Linked DNA regions of Homo sapiens: region 1 is linked to region 2. Evidence: read pairs that join two places in POLR2A ChIA-PET (ENCODE). Cell type or tissue: B cell. All regions are shown on one strand. Each heading gives the region's core, and the rest is flanking DNA. Links, peaks and the distances in the headings are about the cores only. Region 1 overlaps MAPKAPK3 (MAPK activated protein kinase 3). Region 2 overlaps DOCK3 (dedicator of cytokinesis 3).

Region 1 (5,373 bases), core at 61-5,060, 710 kb before region 2:
AGGTGTGGTGGCACACACCTGTAGTTCCAGCTACTCAAGAGGCTGAGGTGGAAAGATGATTGCTCGAGCCTAGGGGTTTGAGGCTGCAGTGAGCTGTGGTCATGCCACTGTACTCCAGCCTGGGTGACAGAGTGAGACCCATCTCAAAAATTGAAAGAAAGAAAAGCAATAAAAGGCCTTATGGAGACATAATGGTGGGGTCTTCTTTCCTGCCCCTGTGTTATGGACTGTGGGGCTGGGGGCTCTTCCCCTCTGACCCCTAAAGCATTTTGGAGGCTCTTCTAGGCTCCCAGTGCCCTCTTCTTCCCTTCTTTGTTAAGGAGAGTAGAGTGGTGGGGTGGTGGATCCACATGTCCAGGAGACCTCTGCAGAGTCCTCTGGGTCAAGTCTTTGTAGCAGCCATCTTCCTTCTGGTTCCCAGGATCTGGGGAGGTTGCTGGGGCTGCTGCCTCTGGGACAGTTTCCTTCCCCTTGATGCCAGTTGGCTTCCGTGAGCCAGGCTGCTCTGCATGTGGGATCTCAGTGATGCCTCAAAGCACAACACAGAAGAGGGCATATTTCTCCTGACAGATGGGAAACTAAGCTCTGGAGACCAGGAGGAGATCTCACAGGGATTTGAGATTACACAGGGATGCTGGGACTTGGCTGTGTATGTTCTGAGCCTCTAACTGTGGCATTCAAAGTCTCTGCAGTCCAGCCCACCTCCCTTTTCTACTTTAGGTGACATCTTTCCTTCTCCAGCACTGAAGAATTTCTTCTCATCTGTCAAGACTCAGCCCCAGTGCCACCTCTTCCAGGAAGCTGCCCAGAGTTCCTGGCTTTGGGGCAATGGAACCTTCTTTGACCCCTTTGATAATACTCCCCTTTGATTCAAAGCTCTTTTATAGCACCTAGGCCCAAGGCCTGGCATATATCAGAGATTCATGAATGCTTATGAAAATGACCAGGCTCTGGCCCCTCTGAGCTTTGGAAGGAGCATCAGGAGCTGGACTTTTTCCAGGTTGCACCTTCTCCACAGGAGAGGGGTTCTTTGATTACAGCTCAGAGATAAGCCACAGAGAAATGCTATTTCTACTCTCCTAAGATCTGGGAATTCACAATGGAATCTAACAGTTCCACTGCCTCAATAGACCTCATGGAGAATTCCTGGGAGAAAGGAAATGCCCATTCATGAGGCCATTTCTGCTCCCTGCCTGCTGTCCAGGCTGCACCTCTGAGTAGACAGAGGGGCTCTGTATAACCAGAATGCCAAAAGGAAGATAGAACATGATGGATGCAGAGACTGGGAAGCAATGGATCCAGAGCCCAGTACCCTGGATGCCTCACTCTCCCTGGGGGGATGGTGCCCACTGCTCCAAGGGTGAGGCTGGCCTGTTGGGGCTGGTACTGTTGAGCTGGATTTGAAGCCAGGTGAAGCTGCCAGGCAGGCCAGGCCCTTTTTCATTTGGCAGCCATCATCCCCTCACCTACCATCTCCAGACCGGTCAGATCAGCCTCTGCAGGGCCACTTGTTAGAGTCAACAAATCAGGAGGCACATGGAGGGACTATGCAGCCGGTACAATAGAGTCCCTGGAAATAGTTTCACTGCCCCCTGGGTTCTCCCAACGCTGCTCCTTACCTAGAAGGAAAGAATCTGAGGAGCCAGAGTGTTAACTGCCAGGGATGAGCAATTTGCTTTTTCATGAAGATCCTGGGGAGGGCATCAAACCCTACAAAATGCAAATAGTGGAATTTTAGGCAGAGGTTGATTGTTCTGAGATGGTTCGTACCGTGCCTGGCTGGCCTTGCTTACTGTTTTCGAAGCTGTGCTCCCAGCCTACTCTCAGGATCACCTCTGCTGGGGCTTCTAGGATCTTTTCCCATCCCATCTAGGAACTGATGCCAGCTCTCCAGGATTCAGGCCTTGGTGCTGTGGATTCTGATACCCCCATAAACGGCTAACAGTTTTTCAGAGCATTCTGCCCAGCGGGCCCTGTCCACAGTGCACAACAAGGCACAGAATGAGTTGTCTTACCTAACTCTTATCACTCCCATTATATGGATGAGGTTCAGAGGTCAGCAGCTTGCCCAAAGTGCTCAACTAGTGGGTAGCAGGGCTGAGCTGTGAGCCTAGGCAGTTTGATGCCAGAGTCCTAGCATCTAAGTCATCTCACTCCTCATGCAAGTCTGTGGGGACACGGGAGGGTCTCTGAGACTTGGTCCTTGGAAAGATGCTGGCATTGTCCTCTCTGGCTCCACTGGGAGCCCTGGCAGCCCCAGCTGGGCCCTGAGTGATGCTGCCAGTGTCTACCTACATCTGCTCAGTCCTCCTCACTGTATGGAACTCTGTGCCAGTGATTGGACAGGTGGCAGTCCCATGAGGCCAGCACACAAGGACCATGATGACTGTGAAGGCCACCTCAGAAAGGTCGTGTGCCTTTTCCCAGGCCTTGTGAGTCTCAGACAAGTGCAGCTGGGCAGAGCCCAGAGCACCACGGGCAGGAAATCAGACTGGTGAGTGGGCGAGTGGAAACTGTATCTGGGCTGGGCCAGCTAGGAGAGGCTTCCTGGAAGAGGTTGCCAGTTTAATTCAGACCTCTGGTTTGAGAAGGATGTGGATGACAGAGGAAGGCACAGGGTGTATGTGTGTGCCTGTGTGTGTGTGCACTCACGTGTGTGTGTGTGTGTGTGTATGTGTATGTGTGTGTGCATGTGTGTGACAATATGCCTGGTTTAGACATTCAGCACCTGCTGTGGAGTACCAGTTTCCCACTCGCAGACCTGTGTTCTGGCAGGATGTGGTTGACCTCAGCAGGGCCGGTGTCAAAGTCCTGACAAAGACTGGGAAGCTGAGGGAGGACCAGAGGAATCTGTGGAGGAAGAGGCGTTTGTGTAGGGCCTTGAAGGGTAGAGCACCATTGCTGAGGGTGCTGCAGGGACTCCTGGGTCACTTGGGCTGTTGTTCAGACTATATGGGAAGGACTCAGTTTTCATTACAACAGAGGTCTGTTGTATCTCTTCTGAGCTTCACACCTGGGGAAGTGGAGTTAGATCCCTCATTTTCCTCTGCTGGGGACATCATCATGGAAGATCTCTGGGTGGAGGCAGTAGTTGGAACATCTGGCTCTGTAAGCCCGCAACCTCCCTTGGCTCCAGGCTGCCATGTCTAATGGTGAAGGCCCATGGGCAAGAGCTGAGGACATCCCTAGGTGAGAGGCATTCCAAGCATACCTGTGCCATGAGAGTGTGCACAAAGCGCTTCCTGGAGAGCTGGCTCTGCTGCTCTCAGGACAGTGAGACCATGGCTCCTGTGAGCACTGGTGTTTTCCCTGGAGAACATTAGTTCTACTGCTCTCCCTCCATCTATTGGACATCTTGTGTGGTCCCAGATGAAAGGCCCCATCTTGGGGTTGAGAGAGGAACAGTGCTCTCGGCTTAAAATGCTTTCTGTGACATTCTCCCCAAGTGACTTTGGACTAAAGGCAGTTTCATAATCTTTTGCAAAACCATCATCTTTGTGGTGCAGTTGAACCCTGGGTTTGAATATGTGGTGGGGAGTAGGATCCAGTCTCGGTGACTGTTACTATCCCTGCATTCATGCTATGAGACAACATAGGCCGGCAGACACTCAGAAGGCAGGGCTCTCATTTGGGGTGGCCTGGGTGCATTTGCTGGTGAAACATTATTGGTTTTTATGAGGACTCACTTGGGTGCGCCCTGCACCTGGGGAACCCAGCCCCTTGAGGGACAGGAAAGAATGGCGTGAAGGGAGCTCTGGGTCCTGGGCTCCTCCCCACCCTCCTGCCCGTTTGGAACTAAGTGGATTAGGCCCTGTGCAATTGTGATTAAAATCCTGCTGTGTGGGAACCGTGGAGGTTTGGCTTAGAGCAGGAACACGAGGCTCCCGTTTGGGGAACAAGGAGCCTCAGGAGGCCCTTTCAGCACTAGACAGGCCAGAGATGCTGAAAAGATTGCTTTTGTTTTTGAGGCGGGTTTGGGATTAGGGTTGCCTTTTTCTTTAGACTAGGGCTTTGTCTTTGCTGCCTTCTCCTCATGGCACTAGCGATCTTTCTGTCCTCTGCCTCCTCGTCCCTCTCATTTCTCCTTTTCCACCTGTTTCTCCTGCTATCGCTCTGTCCCCGCTCTCCCGGGCCTTGCCAGTTTGCCTGTCTCGTGTGTTTCAGGCCTCATGGCCTCTTTTCTGCAGCCTGGCAGGCTGAGGGCAGGCGGAGGACAGAGCAGGGCCAGGTCAGGTGCTAAGGACTCATCCTGGTCAGCGGGCAGCTCACTCCCCCACCCCCACCCCAGGGGAGGGTGGGGGTGGGGAAGGAAGGAGGAGTGAGTGCTGTACCCATGCCACTCACAGTGTCCCCTCCTGCTGCCCGCCTTGACCAGGTGTCAGCAGCCTTGGCAGTCAGAACAGTGGACTCAGGAGTTCTTGGGCTGAGCTGTAACCTGAGGAGGTCCCCCGCCACCCCCCCATGGCTTGTGTGAAGTCAACTTCAGCTGCAGTCTCTGCTGTTGGGTCTCCTTTTACGGCCCAATGGTCTGAGACTTTTGCTTGGGACAATTGTGTGGGACTAGGCACAGTACGACCCCCAAGGGTTCCCTAGCCACAGTGAGGTATAGACAGGGCTGAGATCTGACCTGAGTCAGAGCCTTAGAGCCAGCCAGAGGAGCTGGTGGGAGTCTGGGAGGGCTCAAGGTATGAGGTGCAACCTACCGCCATTTTTACAGAGGGCAGAGCTGAGTGTGAGCTGCACCTGCACTAGCTGGTGTGAACACTCAAGACTCTCTAGCTGGCACCCTGCACCTGACCACCCTTGCCCTGCTAAGGCTCAGAGGCTACATTCAGGGGCCTGAGGGACCAGGACCTTGAGCTGCCACACTCATTTCCCCATTCTTAAGGGTTCAGCCTCCACAAGAGACCCATAGCTCATCCACAGATGCTCACCCAACATTAACAGCCCCCTTCTCAGGATGTGGTAGAAGGACTGGCAGGTGTTCTCCGTGCTTTCTGGCAGGCAGTGGCACAGGGGGCAGGGGGATGGCAATAAGGGCACCCACTTGCTGAGTGCCTCCTACATGTCAGGCACAAACACTGCAGAATCAGAATGGATTATCACGCCCATGCCATGGATGCAGAGACAGGTTCAGAAAGGCAGAGTAACTCACCCAGGGTCACGTAGTATGGACATGGCCCTGTGCTGGAACCCAGGCCTGGCTCTCAGCCATTCCTCTCTGCGTGTGTGCTCCTCTGGGGATCAGGAGCCACAGTCTGCTCATCAGCAAAATGAGAGCCTGGGCCGGGCGCAGTGGCTCATGCCTGTAATCCCAGCACTTTGGGAGGCTGACGCGGGTGGATCACCTGAAGTCAGGAGTTCGAGATCAGC
Region 2 (5,373 bases), core at 75-5,074:
TGGAGCAAGGACAGGATCAGGAAGTAGTTTCCCACCATCCTCACCCACCACAGGAACTGGATTTCCCATTCTTTTTCTGAGGTCATCTCAGGTTTATGAAGTCTCTGCTTCCTTCTAGGTGGAGGCCGAGTTGATTGACAAGCTGGACAGCATGGTGTCAGAAGGGAAAGGTGACGAGAGCTACAGGGAGCTCTTCAGCCTACTGTAAGCTGCTCCAGCCCCAGGCACACCACACTGGGGGATGGGATGAAGTGGGCCAATGAAAAGTAGAGGTTGCAACTGCACTGGCAGGCTTTAGAGGTTGGTCATCAAGAGGGACCTGGGTTGTTCCTGATGGTAGCAATGCTCAACTTCTGTCAACAAGAAACCAAGGTCTTTCAGGGATTCCCATAGTTGACTGAAAAGATAGAAAACAGGTAATCTCTGAGCTCCTGGATTTGCTGACAGGAAAAGGATCATTGCGTGTCTTCATAACATGCACTGCATCTGGATGGGGGGCAGACGGTTCATGGAGACTCAGTTCTGGGCTCAATGCTGGCATTTCAAGGTGGGGGATAAATCCTCCTTTGAGAGACAGGTTCCTGTTTGCCCTGCTTTGTAAGGTAGTACAATCAGCTCACATTGCAGTGAGCTCTTGAACAAGCTGCAACACTCTTTCCAGGCCAGTTTTCATGTTTGTGGAATGAGATGGTTGTACTGAATGATGTCAGGGTTCTTCTGGATCCTCCATTCCATGGTTTCTGGCTTGAGTTGATGGAGGCCAAGAGACCTGAAGAGAGACCCAGGGGAACTATGGCCCTCCCAAGTAGATAGTGATGTTGCTATTTTATCTTCCTAAAAAATGAAATCTTAAGATATTTATAGCTCTAGAATACCCTCCCCATCTTACTTATTTCCAACTTTGAGATGTTCTTTGTTTTAGTACCATTTTGAAGACAAACCTCTAGCATATTTTTTCAGGAATAATACTATCCATTTGCTTAGAACTTTCCAGTGTGCAAAATGTATTGGCATTTCTTACCTTATTTGATCATCACAACATACCTGCAAGGTGTGCAGAGTAGAAATTATCTTCCCTCCCACTTGAGAGATAAAGAACTGGGCTCAGGGAAGTGCCAGCCTGCACTCAGTTGCATGATCAGTAAGAGGCAGCTCTGGAAGGAGGGCCCAGATCTTCTAATTTAAAAAGGGGGGAGTCTCCCCTATACTATGCCCATTTTGTTTCTTGAGGAGTCATGAGGTAAAATGTAAATTTATTTTTAATTTAAATAATTACAATTTGTGAAAATGAATCCATACTTTAGTATTTCTTTTTTAGCCGAAGATTTGTCTAATTGTGGAAACAAGGCAGTGTTCCTTGGCCACTAACAAATGACTACTACAAAGGAAAAAGTACAAAAATAATCTGTAATTACTAATTACCTGACCAAATCATGTTTATAAGCTCTTTTAAAATCAGTCTAAGAACTGAGAACCACTGATAACATGGAGCAGCATTTTCCAATTTGTGTTTTTGGAAGATGTTTGTAGGTATGCTAAAAAAAAAAAAAAAGTAAATCATGGGTGAATTAGTTTAGAAAAGATTCAGCTAAGCAAAATTGAACAAGCCTCTTTATTGTAGGACTTCTCAAAGCCTTTGTTGTGCAAAAGGATATGAGCTGGGTGCAGTGGTACGCACCTGTAATCCCAGCTACTTGGGAGGCTAAGGTGGGAGGATTGCTTGAACCCAGGAGTTCGAGACTATCCTGAGCAACATAGCAGGACCCCATCTCAAAAAAGAAAAAATAAAGGATATGAAAAATCTCCAAAAGGAGGGTATAGTGATCAGCATTTCCCAATTTTCCATGCTTGTGTGCTCACAGAACATTTCCACCTGTCCTCTAGGACAGAGACCTCTGTAGAACACATTTGAAAAATGCTGGTACATTTCTCAACGGATAAAGCCACAGAAGTCAGATTCAGTGTTCTTACCTTCTCTAACAACAGGAGTCACCTGGAAAACCCTCACTTTCTCAGAAGCCTGGCCTAGGCAGTATGCTCTGTGCAAGGAGACAGTCATCATTGTAGCAGCAGCATTAACAGCAGTCAGGCTGTGGGTTTGAGTCCCCAGTGCTAGACCCCTAACTGGGTCTGCCACCCCAGGTGACTCTCATGACCTTAGAGAGCAAGGAATAGTGTGGAAAGGAATCAGGAATAGGGTTGTATGGAGTGAAGGATGGACCTGGGCTCATCACTGGAACAAGCAGAAAGAGTTCAGGTCATTGTCCATTAGGAAAGACCTGTGCGATGGCAGAGGATCTCAGAAGCCAGGCTTTTGGAGAAGCCAGGGGCTGCCCTGAGGTACCAGGAGCATGGGGTTGTCAAGTAAGAAAAGAACCTGGACATTTAGCTCCTGGCTCTGGCACATTTTGCTTGGGAGCATTCCCTGTGACAGTAGGATGGCCAAGTATAGCTCCTGGACTTGCTCACTTTCCCTCATGTTGGGGCCCCAAGACTAGTGGAATCTTTCCCTTAGTTTCCATGAAGATGATGGGTTTAAGCTGGGTATGGTGGCTCATGCCCATAATCCAAGCACTTTGGGAGGTCGAGGCAGGAGAATCACTTGAGGCTAGGAGTTCAAGGCCAGACTGGGCAACATAGCAAGACCCCATCTTAAAAAAGAAAGATTAAAATTTTGAAAAACAGAGCTTGGTGAGGATGGCTCTGGGCAGTGATAAAGACAGTCAGCCATTGGCAAAGTCAGGCTTATCCCTCAGTGGGCTCTTGTTCAACTACTGCTTCAGAACAGACCTCAACTACTCCTTTAGAACAGAAGAGAAGTGAGTTACAGTGTATGCCTAAGGTGGCTGGAGCCGAACCCCTCCCTCCCCCCACCTCAGTGGCATCCTTAGGAACTTGTACATGGAAATAGAAGATGTGTTTTCATTTGTTGCTGCCAGTTCAGTAACCTCCTTATCTTTGCTTTCTGCTGCATGGAGTAGAACCCAGCTGTTTGGGCCCTACCCCAGGTAAGACTGCAGTGTGGTAAGTCTGCTGTCTCCAGATCCATCACAGCCTCCATGGGCTCTTGGACTTCACTCTTGTGCCCAGGAGAAGGCTCATGAATTGTGTTTGCTTTCTCCACCCCTCCACCAATAGCCTGCTGGAGAAGGTTGAACAAGAAACATGGCGCGAGACCGGCATTTCCTTTGTGACCTCAGTCACCCGCCTCATGGAACGTCTTCTTGACTACAGGTATCTTCTCAGCCACCCGCTCCCCTCTTCCCTTGTCAGGATACTCTCTCTGGCAAGGGAATCCCCCTGACCTGAAAACTGAGACCATGTGCTCTTCATGGGGAGGACTGTTGTGATATTGGGTGCCATCACCAGTCAATAGGAATCTGCTGATGACCAAGGAGAGACAGAGACTTTTCCCAGGGGTAGGCTAGGGCCTCCTGGGATTCCCCACTAAAATGTGGGCACATGTACCCTGGAGGGATCTCAGGGACATGTAGTCATCTGGCCTTCCATCCAGAAGGGTCAAGGCTCAGAGGAATGGGCACAGCAAGAGGGAAGAGTAAAGCTGTCTCCAGAGCAGGGCAGGGAACAGCTGTAGGTCCTTAGTGCAGACCCTCCTCAGAACCATATGGCAGATGAGCAGAGAAGTATCACCTGGAGGACTTGAAGTTGGCTTTTCCAGGGACTAGGGACCCCACTTTTCAATGCCTATATTCTTTATCTAAAATCTATGTATTTCTGTCCCTTGGTCGTGGCCAGAATAGATTAGAGGAAACAGCCTGTGAGCTCAGAGATCTTCATATTATGTCCAGTCTGGGAGTTCATGTGGAATAAGAATTTTTTTTTTTTTTTGAGATAGTCTTGCTTTGTCACCCAGACTGGAGGGCAATCATGGCTCACTGCAGCCTCGAAGTCCTAGGCTCAAGCGATCCTCCCACCTCAGCCTCCTGAGTAGCTGGGGCTACAAGCTCATGCCACCATGCCCGGCTAATTTTTTGTTTTTTGTTTTTGTACAGACAAGTTCCCACTGTGTTGCCCAGGCTGGTCTCAAATTCCTGGGCTCAAGTGATCCTCCCACCTCAACCTCCCAAAGTGCTGAGATTACAGGCCTGAGCTGCTGCACCCAGCCAGAATTAGAATTTCTTAATGAAAGTCTGCCTTCTCAGTTGTATCATGGCTTTTGAATTAGTCCAAACATGACAATGAAGCCACAACTGCAGCCTTAATCATTCTCTCAGCAGGGTTCAGGTGATGGCTGAAGGTGCCTTTTGGGAGCCTGGAGGAAGGTGAGGAGAAATGATAAATGAAACCCAGCTCCAAGCAATAGTTGCCTTCTCTGTGCTATAAGCTGTGCAAATGCCAAATGAGGGGAGCATTTTCAGCTCATGGATCAGGAAATAGGAGAGTTAAGCCTGGATCCAGTTGCTGCTGAAGTAGAAGATGCTGCTATGCAAAAGATACAGGTGTCCAATGCACTGGCCTGGATATGGAAATGGAATTCCTGAGAAATGTGCTCATGTCTTAAGCATCCCCCCATTCTGTAGCACAGCTATGCTTGTGTGAACTTTAGCCCATTTTTCCTGGGCCTTTCGAGTTCAAAGCTGGCCTTGGGGCCCCTTTTACAGCAGGAGACTTCTTTGTTCACACCAGGTCCGTAGCTTCTCCTGCAGCTGCAATTAGACAGGGAAGAGAGGTGGGTAAAGTGCTGCACCTCCCCCTTTCCAAAACATTTTCTAAAGTTTGGCTTTATTCACCGTGGCCTAACAAAGGAGCAGAAAATAATTTCTTAGGCTCCAAGGCCTTATTCTAGCCGCCTGTTTGATTTCTTTAGCTGCCTTCTACAAGCAGCTCAAACTCATGCCCAAAAGCAACTTCATTCTCTATTTCTTGTCTCAATGGTGGTATCTACAAAAAGGCCAAAGTCTTTAATATGGCATCACTGGCCTTTACTCACTTCTCCAGACCAATCTTCTGCTAGTCCCCAGTACTCATGCCCTACACACCAGCCTCCCAGTGTTGCTTCTTGCTAACATGAAAGGAAACAGCATAATGTTGATGATGGCCCCTGTTTATTGAAAATCTACCACGAGTGCTCTACATACATTTTCTCTAATCCCATAAGCATCCTCATTCTTTTTATCCATGAGGAGACAACTAAAGTATACATATGTAACAAACCTGCAGGTTGTGCACATGTACCCTAGAACTTAAAATATAATTTAAAAAAAAAAAAGAAAAAGCCAAAAAAAAAGAAGAAGAAGTACCACTGCTAGGATTTGAACCCAGATCTAGCTGACTCAAGAACCATGCCCTATCTCTGTGTCCATGTTGTCACCACTTAATCACTTGTATTTTCCCTTCAGGTTTCTCTGTATG

Evidence for each region. ChIA-PET counts read pairs that join two places held together with the same protein. Peaks named below come from ENCODE experiments on the same cell type or tissue, not always from the same donor. Only the 100,000 strongest peaks of a DNase experiment are listed, where the experiment ranks them.
Region 1: POLR2A ChIA-PET joins it to region 2 with 6 read pairs; 3 of 35 experiments call an interaction of 5 or more read pairs at or near these places.

Annotation. Positions count from the first base shown.
Region 1 is chr3:50,621,627-50,626,999 of GRCh38, forward strand. All of the region lies in intron 2 of MAPKAPK3 (MAPK activated protein kinase 3), which reads left to right. Among named protein-coding and RNA genes, the nearest start is that of MAPKAPK3, 7.2 kb to the left of the region's middle. RefSeq lists silencers at 2,389-2,438, 2,469-2,568 and an enhancer at 3,860-4,636. In B cell, for the core only: no CTCF peak of the experiment used is centred there; a DNase peak (open chromatin) is centred at 2,715; H3K27ac peaks cover 1,429 bases.
Region 2 is chr3:51,330,020-51,335,392 of GRCh38, forward strand. It overlaps DOCK3 (dedicator of cytokinesis 3), which reads left to right. Exons shown (of 53, transcript NM_004947.5): 33 at 119-204; 34 at 2,982-3,008; 35 at 3,139-3,234. Among named protein-coding and RNA genes, the nearest start is that of MANF, 53 kb to the right of the region's middle. In B cell, for the core only: no CTCF peak of the experiment used is centred there; no DNase peak of the experiment used is centred there.